2 separate regions of the Homo sapiens genome follow, and region 1 is linked to region 2. A link is an interaction called in ENCODE POLR2A ChIA-PET data of the cell type or tissue named here. Cell type or tissue: OCI-LY7. All regions are shown on one strand. Each heading gives the region's core, and the rest is flanking DNA. Links, peaks and the distances in the headings are about the cores only. Region 1 overlaps RALGAPA1 (Ral GTPase activating protein catalytic subunit alpha 1). Region 2 overlaps PSMA6 (proteasome 20S subunit alpha 6).

Region 1 (5,388 bases), core at 60-5,059, 450 kb before region 2:
TGTGTACAAATCCTGGGTTAGAAGCATATCTCTGCCATATATAGAAGGTATTGGTAGTCCGTAGGTAAATTGTCTCTTTCCCAGAAAGATGTTCCTAATACCAAGTTTAGGCAACTAACAGGCTCAGGTAAAACCTCATATTTTGTATGACTTCAAACTATGTGTTTCAGTGGTAGGTTAATTGAAGTGTGAGCTCTTATTTATTTTAAATGGTTCTGGAAGCTTCTTTGTACTTAGGTAGGTTCACTGAACTTTTTGATATTTTGTAAAAATACATGTTTCCACATATCATCCTGGTATATATGGTTCACTCTTCTGAGTTCCATGCAAACATCTGGCAAATTTTGAAATGTCATTTCTGTGCTAAAGCTACTTCTGAAACCAGAGTAGCATAACAATATTTTCTCAAGTATTTAAAAATGTAGGTTTTTTCTAAACATAATTTCTTTCTTATTTTGGTTTTCATCTTCCTTTTATTTTGCACAGACATCCCGCAGATGAGACCAAAGCCACATTATGTCGTGATAAAGAAAGATGCTGAAACCAATGAAGCAATCTATTGTACAAAGGAGCCTTTCATTAAGGCTCGTGTTATTGTCATTCGTTGGCTGGTTTCTTTCTGGCTGGAGCCAAAACCACATACAGGACCTCATATTCCTGGGATGGAAGGTGAAGTCTTGCCAAAGAATATTCAGGTAATGCACAAATGAGGCAGGCCTGTTAAAGTTAGAAATGGCTTTTGAGATTTAGTCCATTGAGTTCAGTTGCCTTAGGTGGAGCGTACACTTAAATAATAGTGCTATTTTATTTGTATAAATATATTTTGTAAATGCAAATTTTAATTATAGAATTAATAAGTTTCTTAATAAAGAAATGAAACGGGAAGTATAGAAGATAATTTCATTAGTATGTCAGTCTCAGCTTCTTATTTCTGTATTTTAATTATACAATACTAAAAATATTCTTTATTGTACAGATAAATCTTACAAGTGAAAAGAACTGTGATCAAATGGTAGAACCTTGATGGCCCTTTTTAATTTGGGGGCATTCACAAAATGCAGATTAAAAGACCTGTTCACACCCCCTTCCCCCCTTTTTCAACAAAGACGCCAAGTCTAGAAATGTGATATAAAATTACAAAGCAATACAGTAGAGGAACTAATATTTCAAACTGTTGTTTTGGATTTAACAGTTTACTTTTTTCCCTCATACTTCTTTTTTATCTTCTATTTTCCCTCGTACATTTTTCTAAACATGTCTATATTACAGTATTTTTACTACTTTTATTTTCCTCTCCTCAGATTTTCTTAGTTTTTAAAATCTTAAACTATGTGTGTTTTTTCTATAACACCTTAAATCTTTTATAAGTAGGATAAAGGTATAACGTGTGTTTAGTTCATCAGAATTCAGAAAATTTGACTTTTATTCCTCTTAGTTTATTTATCTTTAGCAAACTGTATTGTGTGTCTTCCTCCAAAACTTTGCTCTAACTTCTGTATTAAGAACTATTAAGTGCGAAAATTCTCAAGCAGAACTATCTGCTTTCTGATCCTAGAATGTAATGGATGAAAATCATAAATGTTTTTGGTTGGAAAGGTATATTTGAGGTCATTTATTTAAGCTCTGTTATTTTATGGATGACAAAACTGAGGCCAAAAATTGAATAACTTAACAGAAAGTAATTTATACCACAGAATAGTGCTACTTTTACCATATAGTAATTTGCTTATCACCACCTTAAGACTTAATTTTTCCCTATCTGGTTAGGCTTGATCTTCAGACTTGGTGAAAATTCCATTATTAGAATTATAGAATTTTCTCTCAAGTTTTCTAATATTTTCTGTTAGTTTTGTTCCTACTTCTGTCATAAATTTTGTTCCTTTGTTTTTTGTTTTGTTTAGGAAACTTTTACTTGTCTAAATTTTTGTCCACAGTAAAATAGAGATAATTTTAAACATTAAGTTTTTATTAGGTAAACATTCTGATGTTAAGTTATTTACTTATTCTTGAAGGTCTGAGCTGTCTCTAATTCCATTATTCATCCACCCAGCTTTGATTAATAACTTGTTTGAACTGCAAACTTACTGAGAAGAATATATAACTATAGGTGGGTAGATGATTAATTACCACACATTTTGGAGTATCTGTCACTTAGATGTTGAGTTACTTGCATTGCCACTTAATTATTTAGAATGGCTTTTAAATGAAACTCTATGCCCGGAGTTTAAGCAGTGGTATAAATTACTTGGGAAATGTTTTGGATTTTGTCAGTATTACCTATTAAAAGACAAAATACATAGTTAAATGATTATGATATTGTTTCTCTCTTTTTTTTTTTTTTTTGTATTTTAGAGAGCAGCTGCTAGTTTAGTATCCAGAGAAGAAAGCAAAAATGATAATGCTGATAAAACAGACAGAACTACAGAACCCGAACAGTCTCATTCCAATACAAGCACTCTCACGGAGCGAGAACCTAGCTCATCTAGTCTCTGTAGTATTGATGAAGAACATCTCACAGACATTGAAATAGTTCGCAGAGTTTTTTCTTCTAAAAGGAGTAATGTAAACTTTGTGACAGAGATATTTCGTCAGGTAACATACCTCTCAGTATTTTTAATTTATAAGGAAGGCTTTTATCTTTAATATTAAACATACTGATTTTTAGCTGGGAACAGTGGTGTGTACCTTTAGTTGTAGTTGTTCAGGAGGCTGAGGTGGGAGAATCGCTTGAGCCCAGGAGTTTGAGGCCACTTTGGACAACATGGAGAGACCGCATCTCTTAAAAAAAAAAAAAAAAAGAGCGAGAGAGAGAAATTACTGATTATTAGCTATTTAAAATATATTCTTCATGTAGATTTTTAAACTAATTTAAGTAATTCTTAGTAGTAATTCTTAGTTTAAGAATTTTAAACTAAGTAATTATTAAACTAAGTTTATACTTAGTTTATATAATTTACATCTAATCCTCTAGTATTTTCTATTCTTTATATATTTTAGTTTGTGATACTTTTAGCGTAATAATTATTTTCCCCTTATACTCCTGTTACTAGAATAATTTTTTAAATTACTCATTATAGATTGAAACTCTTCTATCATTTGATTAATAAACTATGGTAAAATTATTTTATCTTCCACTCTATCATCAGTAAATGGTTTATGATATAAGAAGGGAGGTTTTTATTGCTTTTACCCTCAAGGCTTAGTTTTGTCCTCTAAGGCATTCTGAAGTCAAAGTTGATTAAGACAGATATTTCTTAAGGAAAGTATAGAAAAAAAAAAGGGAAAATAAAAGAACAAAAAGCTATTTCACATGAAACAGCTGGAAATCCCTAAGTGCATGTTCTCAAATATGTAGAAATTTTGTGGAAGAGAAACCTTATGAAAACTACTATTTGCTCTTGATGGCAAAGGCACTTAACTTTTACAGGTAAACAACATTGAGTTTTGCAGCTGAGGGGGATCATTCAGGTGTCTCAGCAAGTAAGTGGTAGATCTTCAAATAAAATGCCCACATCCTGGTTCCCATGTCAGTGCTCTTTATTCAGTGCCACACTGCATTCACATTCCAGGGAGCTCTCTAGGCAAAGCAAATAATCTTGATCTCCACACATACTTATTGATGTGTAAAACAAAGCATGAGACAGCATTAGCCTTGTCAGCCTAAGTTAAAGAAACAAACTCATTTTCATTTTTGTCCAGTGTTGGCAGTGGTTCCAGCCAGATTTAAGGTTTGTGTTTACAGAATATGTAACAATTGGGAAAGGAAAGACATTTGACAAATTATGTTGGAATACTCATGGGGAATTTTAAAGCTTGTAGAACTATTCAGGCTTTCCAGTTGTTGAGTCAGTTTAAATAAGTTTATTTTTCTAGGCATTTCTTCTTGTGTTTGTTTTCAAATTTGTTGACAAAGCTTATCACATCCTCTTATAATCCTTTTAACCTCTGAAGCATTTATAGTCATGTTTCTCCTTTTCATTCCCATAAATGCAGTATTTAATTGCCTGGTGATTTTTAAATTTTTTTTGTAGAGTGGGGTCTTGCTCTGTTGTCCAGGCTGGTCTTGAACTCCTGGCCTCAAGCAATCCTCCTGCCTTGGGCCTCCCAAAGTGCTGGGATTATAGACATGAGCCACTGTGCCTGGCCCTATCCCTTGTTTGTTTTTCTCTCTTTCTTTTTTTCTTTTTTTTAATGATGATTCTTGCCAGAGATTTGTCAGTTTTATTAGTCTTTTCTTTCTGTCTTTTTCTATCTTTTCCCCCCAGCCCCCATTCCTTTTCCTTTAGTGGTTATCGTATAAGTTTTAACATGTATACTTCACTTTTCAAGTTCTAAAGTTATTTTTTTACCCTCTTCCTAATCAATACAAGGACCTTAGAACCCTACTAGTCTGATTTTCCCCCCAACATATATATTACTATCAAGTAATTTAGTTCTATTTTTTGTGTTGGTGTGTATTTGTTATATATTTGCCACTTTATTTTATCATGATTTCTTCCCTTTCAGATCTTCTATTTAGAATCACTTTCCTCTGCTTGAAGTTCGTCATTTAGAAATTACTTTAGTGGATGTATGTTGGTATCAAACACTTCTAATTTTATGGGGTTTTCCCAACTTTATTGAGGTATACCCGACAAATAAAAATTCTATATATTTAAGGTGTACATTGTGATGTTTTGATATACCTGTACATTGCGGATGATTACTACAATCAATCTGGTTAACATAATCATGGCCTTACATAGATAAAATTTCATTTGCTTGCATATGGTAAGAACACTTATGATAAAATCTTCTAGCAAATTTCAAGTGTAAAATATGGGATTATTAACTATAGTCACCATGCTAGATATCCAGAACCTGTTCATCCCACATAACTGAACCTTTGTACATTTTGATCAGCATCTCCCATTTTGCCTGCTGCTCAGCCCTTAGTCACTACCATTCTACTCTGTTTTTATAAGTTTGATTTTTTATATTGCAAATTTAAGTGAGATTATACAGTAAGTTGTCTTTCTGTGTCTAGTTTATTTCACTTAGAATAATGTCTGCTGGATTAATCCATGTTGTTGCAAATGTGGGATTTCCCTCTTTTTGTTTTTTTGAAACAGGGCCTCACTCCATTTCCCAGGCTGGAGTACAGTGGTGTGATCACAACTCACTGCTCAACTGATACCTATGCCTCAGCCTCCTGAGTAGCTGGGACTACAGGTGCACACCACCATGCCTACCTAATTTTTAAAAGTTATTTTGTAGAGAGGGGTTCTCGCTATAATATTGCCCAGGCTGGTCTCTAAGTCCTTGCCTAAAGCCATCCTCTCTCGTCGGCCTCCCAGCGTGCTGGGATTGAAGGCATGAGCCACTGTGCCTGGCCCTAGGATTTTCTGC
Region 2 (5,388 bases), core at 319-5,318:
ATCACCTGAAGTCAGGAGTTCAAGACCATCCTGGCCGACATGGTGAAACCGCATCTCTATTAAAAATACAAAAATTAGCCAGACATGGTGGCAGGTGCCTGTAATCCCAGCTACTCAGGAGGCTGAGGCAGGAAAATCGCTGGAACCTGGGAGGTGGAGGTTGCAGTGAGCTGAGATTGCACCACTACACTCCAGCCTGGGCTACAGAGCGAGACTCCGTCTAAAAAAAAAAGAAAGAAATTATCTCTAGCTTACACTACACGAGCTAATACAATGAGTGAGACTCCGTTTAAAAAAAAAAAAAGAAAGAAATTATCTCTAGCTTACACTACACTAGCTAATACAATGTAAATGCTAAATAGTTGTTATACTACATTGTTTAGCGAATAATGACAAGAAAAAAATCTGTACATGTTCAGTACAGGAGCAATTTTTTCCCTGAATATTTATGATCTGCAGCTGGTTGAATCCATGGATGATGAACCCATGAATATGGGTTGAATATGGAGGACTAGCTGTACAACTTTCAAAGTGCTTCTTGATTCTGATCCTGATATGGCTAATAAAGCTTCTATCAGATCAGCCCTCCACAAATAAAAAGTACTAACTCTAAACAAAACAACAACTACCTAAAGACACCACAAAGTCAGATTCTAGAGGGGAAGTCAACAGTTGGGAGAAAGGAATGGCATGAGTTGAGTTTCCCATTTTTGTGGCTCATAATCTGAGAGCAGTAAAGGCTGAACTCCCACAGAAAACTCAGTCTTTTTGGCCTGAAGAACTAGAGAACAGTTTGGGGTAACAATAGCTGCCAGAAAACAAGGGAGAGAAACCAGAGCACTAGAGAGTGAGAGTCCCAACTTCTATATATAAACACTGCCCAAATCTCTAGCAGATTCCATAACAACACACACAAGGCAGACTCCAAGCGGCCTAGTTAAGGATAAAAGAAACCGAGTGAGATTTAAGATGCCACCCAAGAGACAGACTTTGTAGCTTGAGAATAACCAAATTAACTGCCTATTAGAACAAAACAAGTCAATACTCTTTGGAGAAATATAACAGAATCCACAGTCTTCATAAAATAACATTCATAAATGTCCAGGATACAATCCGGAACTCTCAATATACCAAAAAACAAATCAAGTCAAACTAAAAAACCAAAACCAAAACCAAACAACAAAAACCAGGAATATTGTGTTTAATTCTCAAAAAGAACAATCCTGAGACGACCCAGATGTTGCTGTATTAGCAAAGAATTAAAAACAACCATTATAACTATGCTCAATGACATGATGGAAAATGTTCTCAAAATGAAAAATGATAGGAAATCTCAGCAAAGAAAAAATGAAAGAAGCAAAAGGAAATTGTAGAACTGAAAAATATAATACGTAAAATTTAAAAATTCACCAAATGGACGTAACTGTAGAATGGAGATGAGAAAGGAAAGAGTGAGTGAATATGAAAATGTATCAAATGATCCAATCTTAAAAAGGCAGAAAAAATAGTTGAAAAAAACAACGAATCTGTGGGTCTACATCAAAATGTGTAAGATATGTACAACTGGAGTCCTATATGGAGAGCAAAGAATCGGAAAACAAAATCTGAAGAAATAATGGCTAAAAATGTTAAAAATATGGCAAAAGACAAAAAAATTTCAGATTAAAGAACCTCAGAAAACTCCAAGCAAAATGAAAACAGAAAATCACATATAGATTCATTATGGTCCAATGTCTGAAAACCAAAAATAGAAAAAATTTTGAAAACAGAGAAAAACAAATGAAAAACATAAAGAAACTATGACATAATAAGTGTGTGTTGTTTAAACACCACTAAATTTGTAGTGATTCTGGCTGTGTGTGATGGCTCATGCTTGTAATCCCACTGCTTTGGGAGGCTGAATGGGGAGGATCGCTTGAGCCCAGAAGTTTAAGACCAGCCTGGACAACATGGCCAGAAATCAAGAAACAGTAACAGACAACAAGAGAAAAACCAGCTAAGTCAAAAACTGGTTCTTTGAGCCAATAAAATCATTAACCCTCTGGTAGGTTGGTAAATGCATCCCCAAAATATATCTATGTCCTAGTCCCTGGAACCTGTGAATGTTACCTTATATGGCAAAAGCAGGCAGAGGGTCTTTAGAGATGTGATTTTTTCCTAGAAAAAAAAAAATTCTAGTAACACTTGATCTTCAATCCCACATAGCAACTGGCCACAAAGAAAAAAAAAATCACCTAAGCTGAGCAGGTGTTTTGCAGTTTTCCACAGGTCCCACCATTTCCTGTTATCTTTCACTCAGCCTGTTTTACTCACTGGCATTACTTATCTGGTCTGTGTAAGCATTTGTGTCTGTCATCCCTGAACTAAATAAATGAATACATGCTTATTGCTTAAATAATGCAAAAGGTAAAAGCCACAAAAGAGTATCTTCCCTACCACATAAACTTTTGTCTCACAAAATAAAAAACATTTTACATATAAAAAATGCTTCTCAACAGAGAATGCACCTGTGAATTTGCCAGGATTCATTAAGGGGGCCCTCGTTCTTTATATAGACCAGTGCTGTCCAACAGAAATTTCTGTGATGCTGGCAATGTTCTATATTTGCAATGTCCAATATGATAGTCACTAGTCATATGTGGCTATTGAGCACATAAAATGTGGCTAGTGTAACTGAGCAACTGGATTTTAAAGTTTTTTTTTTTTTGAGATGGAGTCTCACTCTGTCACTCAGGCTGGTGTGCAGTGGAGCAATCTTGGCTCGCCGCAACCTCTGCCTCCCAGGTTCAAGCGATTCTCCTGCCTCAGCTTCCTGAGTAGCTGGGATTACAGGCACACACCACCACACCCAGCTAGTTTTTCTGTATTTTTAGTAGAGACGGGGTTTTACCATGTTGGCCAGGCTGGTCTCAAACTCCTGACCTCAAGTGATCCACCCGCCTCGGCCTCCCAAAGTGCTGGGATTATAGGTGTGAACCACTGCGCTCAGCCAAATTTAAAGTTCTTTGTTAAGAATATCATTCCTACTCTTCCTCTCCTACTTCTCTGAACTTCCCTTCTCAATCTTCTTCACTGCTTTCATCTCTTCAGCCAGCTCCTGAAATACTGGTATTTCCCAGAATTCTATTATTTTCTCCATCCCTGGATGATTTTACCCTAAACCAGAGATTTAGCTATAACCTAGATAATCACTACTAATCTGTCATCTCTAGCTCTGGACTTATAATTACAAATGTCTATTTCTTCAAATACCTATGCCTATTAGCCACAGACATGTCTAAAAATAAACTCTTCCTCTTTATAAACCTGCTTTTCTTACAGTCCTTATTTCATAATTGTATTACTAACCACTCAATTTTTCAAGCTACAAACCTGGGTTATCACTCTTGACTCTAACCTCCTGCCCTTTCCCAAGAAATGTCCATTCTTATACCTAGGATTTGCTTTAACGTACTCTAGAAGAGCGGGGAAAGTGCGTGGGAAAGGGAGAAAACAAGACTGACAAAATATTGACATCAGATGAAGCTGTGTGATGGGTACATGAAGGTCACTGTACTAGTCTATCTACATTTGTCTAAAGTATTCTATAATAAAAATGTGAAAAATAAGCTCAAGAGACCCCTCCACCCTTTCTCTCTTATTACCTTAATTCACTCATTAGGGTTTATATGAATTACTGATACTGAGCAAACCTCTTCTAATTGTTCTTCCTGCCACCAGTCCCCTTTTTATTTTCTTTTCTGAGACAAGGTCTCACTCTGTTGTCTAGGCTGGAGTGCAGTGGTGTGATCGTAGCTCACTGCAACCTGAAACTTTCGGCTCAAGCAATCCTCCTACCTCAGCCTCCAGAGTATGTGGGACAACAGGTGTGTACTACCACACCTGGCTAATTTCATTTTATATATTCTGCAGAGACAAGGTCTTGTTATTTTGTCCAGGCTAGTTTCGAACTCCTGGCCTCAAGCAATCCTCCTGCCTTAGCCTCCCAAAGTGTTGGAATTCCAGGTGTGAACCATCAGTCCCTTTCTAATCCCATTTCTACACTCAACTCTCCTATTATTTTACTTAATTACCTCGCCATTCTTAAAGACCCCTGCTAGCTCTGTTCAAAACACATGGAAAAAAGTCCAAACTCTAGCATGGTACTCAAGCCCCTTCAAAATATTGCTATAATTTACTCTTTCAGTTGTTACTGTCTATACTGCATTCACACTGACTGATCTATGCACTGGTCCCCCAAATTTCCTTATTTAATCTTCATCTGGGCCAATTCATCTCTGAGAAGCCTTTCCCGGCTCTCCTAGGCAGTTAGTCACTTCCTGTAATACCTTTTTTATACTATTTAGTACTCATCAAGCTGCACTGTAATTTCAGTAAAGGCTTGTATAAATGAATCCCCATTTTAACACTACCACCATGAAATGTTTTATAATAATTTCCAGAAAAATGGAAACTGCCAGAGCAAAGAATTTAGACAACTCAACACCTAAAGAGTATCTTTTAAAGAAACACTGGCAGGGTAAACAGTAGTATCATGGTTTAGAGCAGATACGGACAACCTATGGTATATGAAGGCCAATTAAGAAAAAAGAGGCTGGGCATGGTGGCTCACGCCTGTAATCCCAGCACTTTGGGAGGCCGAGGCGGGTGGATCACTTGAGGTCAGGAGTTCAAGACCAGCCTAACCAACATAGTGAAACACTGCCTCTATTAAAAATACAAAAATTAGCCAGGTGTGGTGGCAGGCGCCTGTAATCCCAGCTATTGGGGTGCTGAGGCAGGAGAATCGCTTGAACCCAGGAGACAGAGGTCGCAGCAAGCCGAGATTGCACCACTACACTCCAGTCTGGGTGACAGGGTGAGACTCCATCTCAAAAAAAAAAAAAGAGGCTGGGCACTGCGGCGGCTCACACCTATAATCCCAGCACTTTGGGAATGGAGGCAGGAGGATCAGTTGAGCCCAGGAGTTCAAGACCAGCCTGGGAAACACCAAGATGTCATCTCTACTAAAAATAAAAAGTTATCTGAGCATGGTGGTGTATACCTGTACTCCCAGCTACTTGAGAAGCTGAGGCAGGAGAATTTCTTGAGTGCAAGAGTTTGAGGCTACAGTGAGCTATGATTACACCACTGCACTCCAGCCTGGGCGACAGAGTGAGACCCTGTCTCAAAAAATAAATAGCTGGACGCAGTGACTCACGCCTATAATACCAGTACTTCGGGAGGCCGAGGCAGGTGGATCACTTGAGGTCAGGAGTTTGAGACCAGCCTGGCCAACATGGTGAAACTCTGTCTGTACTAAAAATGCAAAAATTAGCCAGGTATGGTGGTGCGCGCCTGTAATCCCAGCTACTCAGGAGACTGAGGCAGGATAATTGAGTTAACCTG

Evidence for each region. ChIA-PET counts read pairs that join two places held together with the same protein. Peaks named below come from ENCODE experiments on the same cell type or tissue, not always from the same donor. Only the 100,000 strongest peaks of a DNase experiment are listed, where the experiment ranks them.
Region 1: POLR2A ChIA-PET joins it to region 2 with 7 read pairs; 2 of 35 experiments call an interaction of 5 or more read pairs at or near these places.

Annotation. Positions count from the first base shown.
Region 1 is chr14:35,745,789-35,751,176 of GRCh38, reverse strand. RALGAPA1 (Ral GTPase activating protein catalytic subunit alpha 1) reads left to right here. Exons shown (of 42, transcript NM_001346249.2): 9 at 487-695; 10 at 2,353-2,592. Among named protein-coding and RNA genes, the nearest start is that of SNORA101B, 14 kb to the left of the region's middle. In OCI-LY7, for the core only: no CTCF peak of the experiment used is centred there; no DNase peak of the experiment used is centred there.
Region 2 is chr14:35,298,826-35,304,213 of GRCh38, reverse strand. All of the region lies in intron 1 of PSMA6 (proteasome 20S subunit alpha 6), which reads right to left. The region is part of intron 9 of PRORP-PSMA6 (PRORP-PSMA6 readthrough); the gene reads right to left. Among named protein-coding and RNA genes, the nearest start is that of PSMA6, 9.1 kb to the right of the region's middle. In OCI-LY7, for the core only: no CTCF peak of the experiment used is centred there; a DNase peak (open chromatin) is centred at 2,283; H3K4me3 peaks cover 2,689 bases; H3K27ac peaks cover 2,944 bases.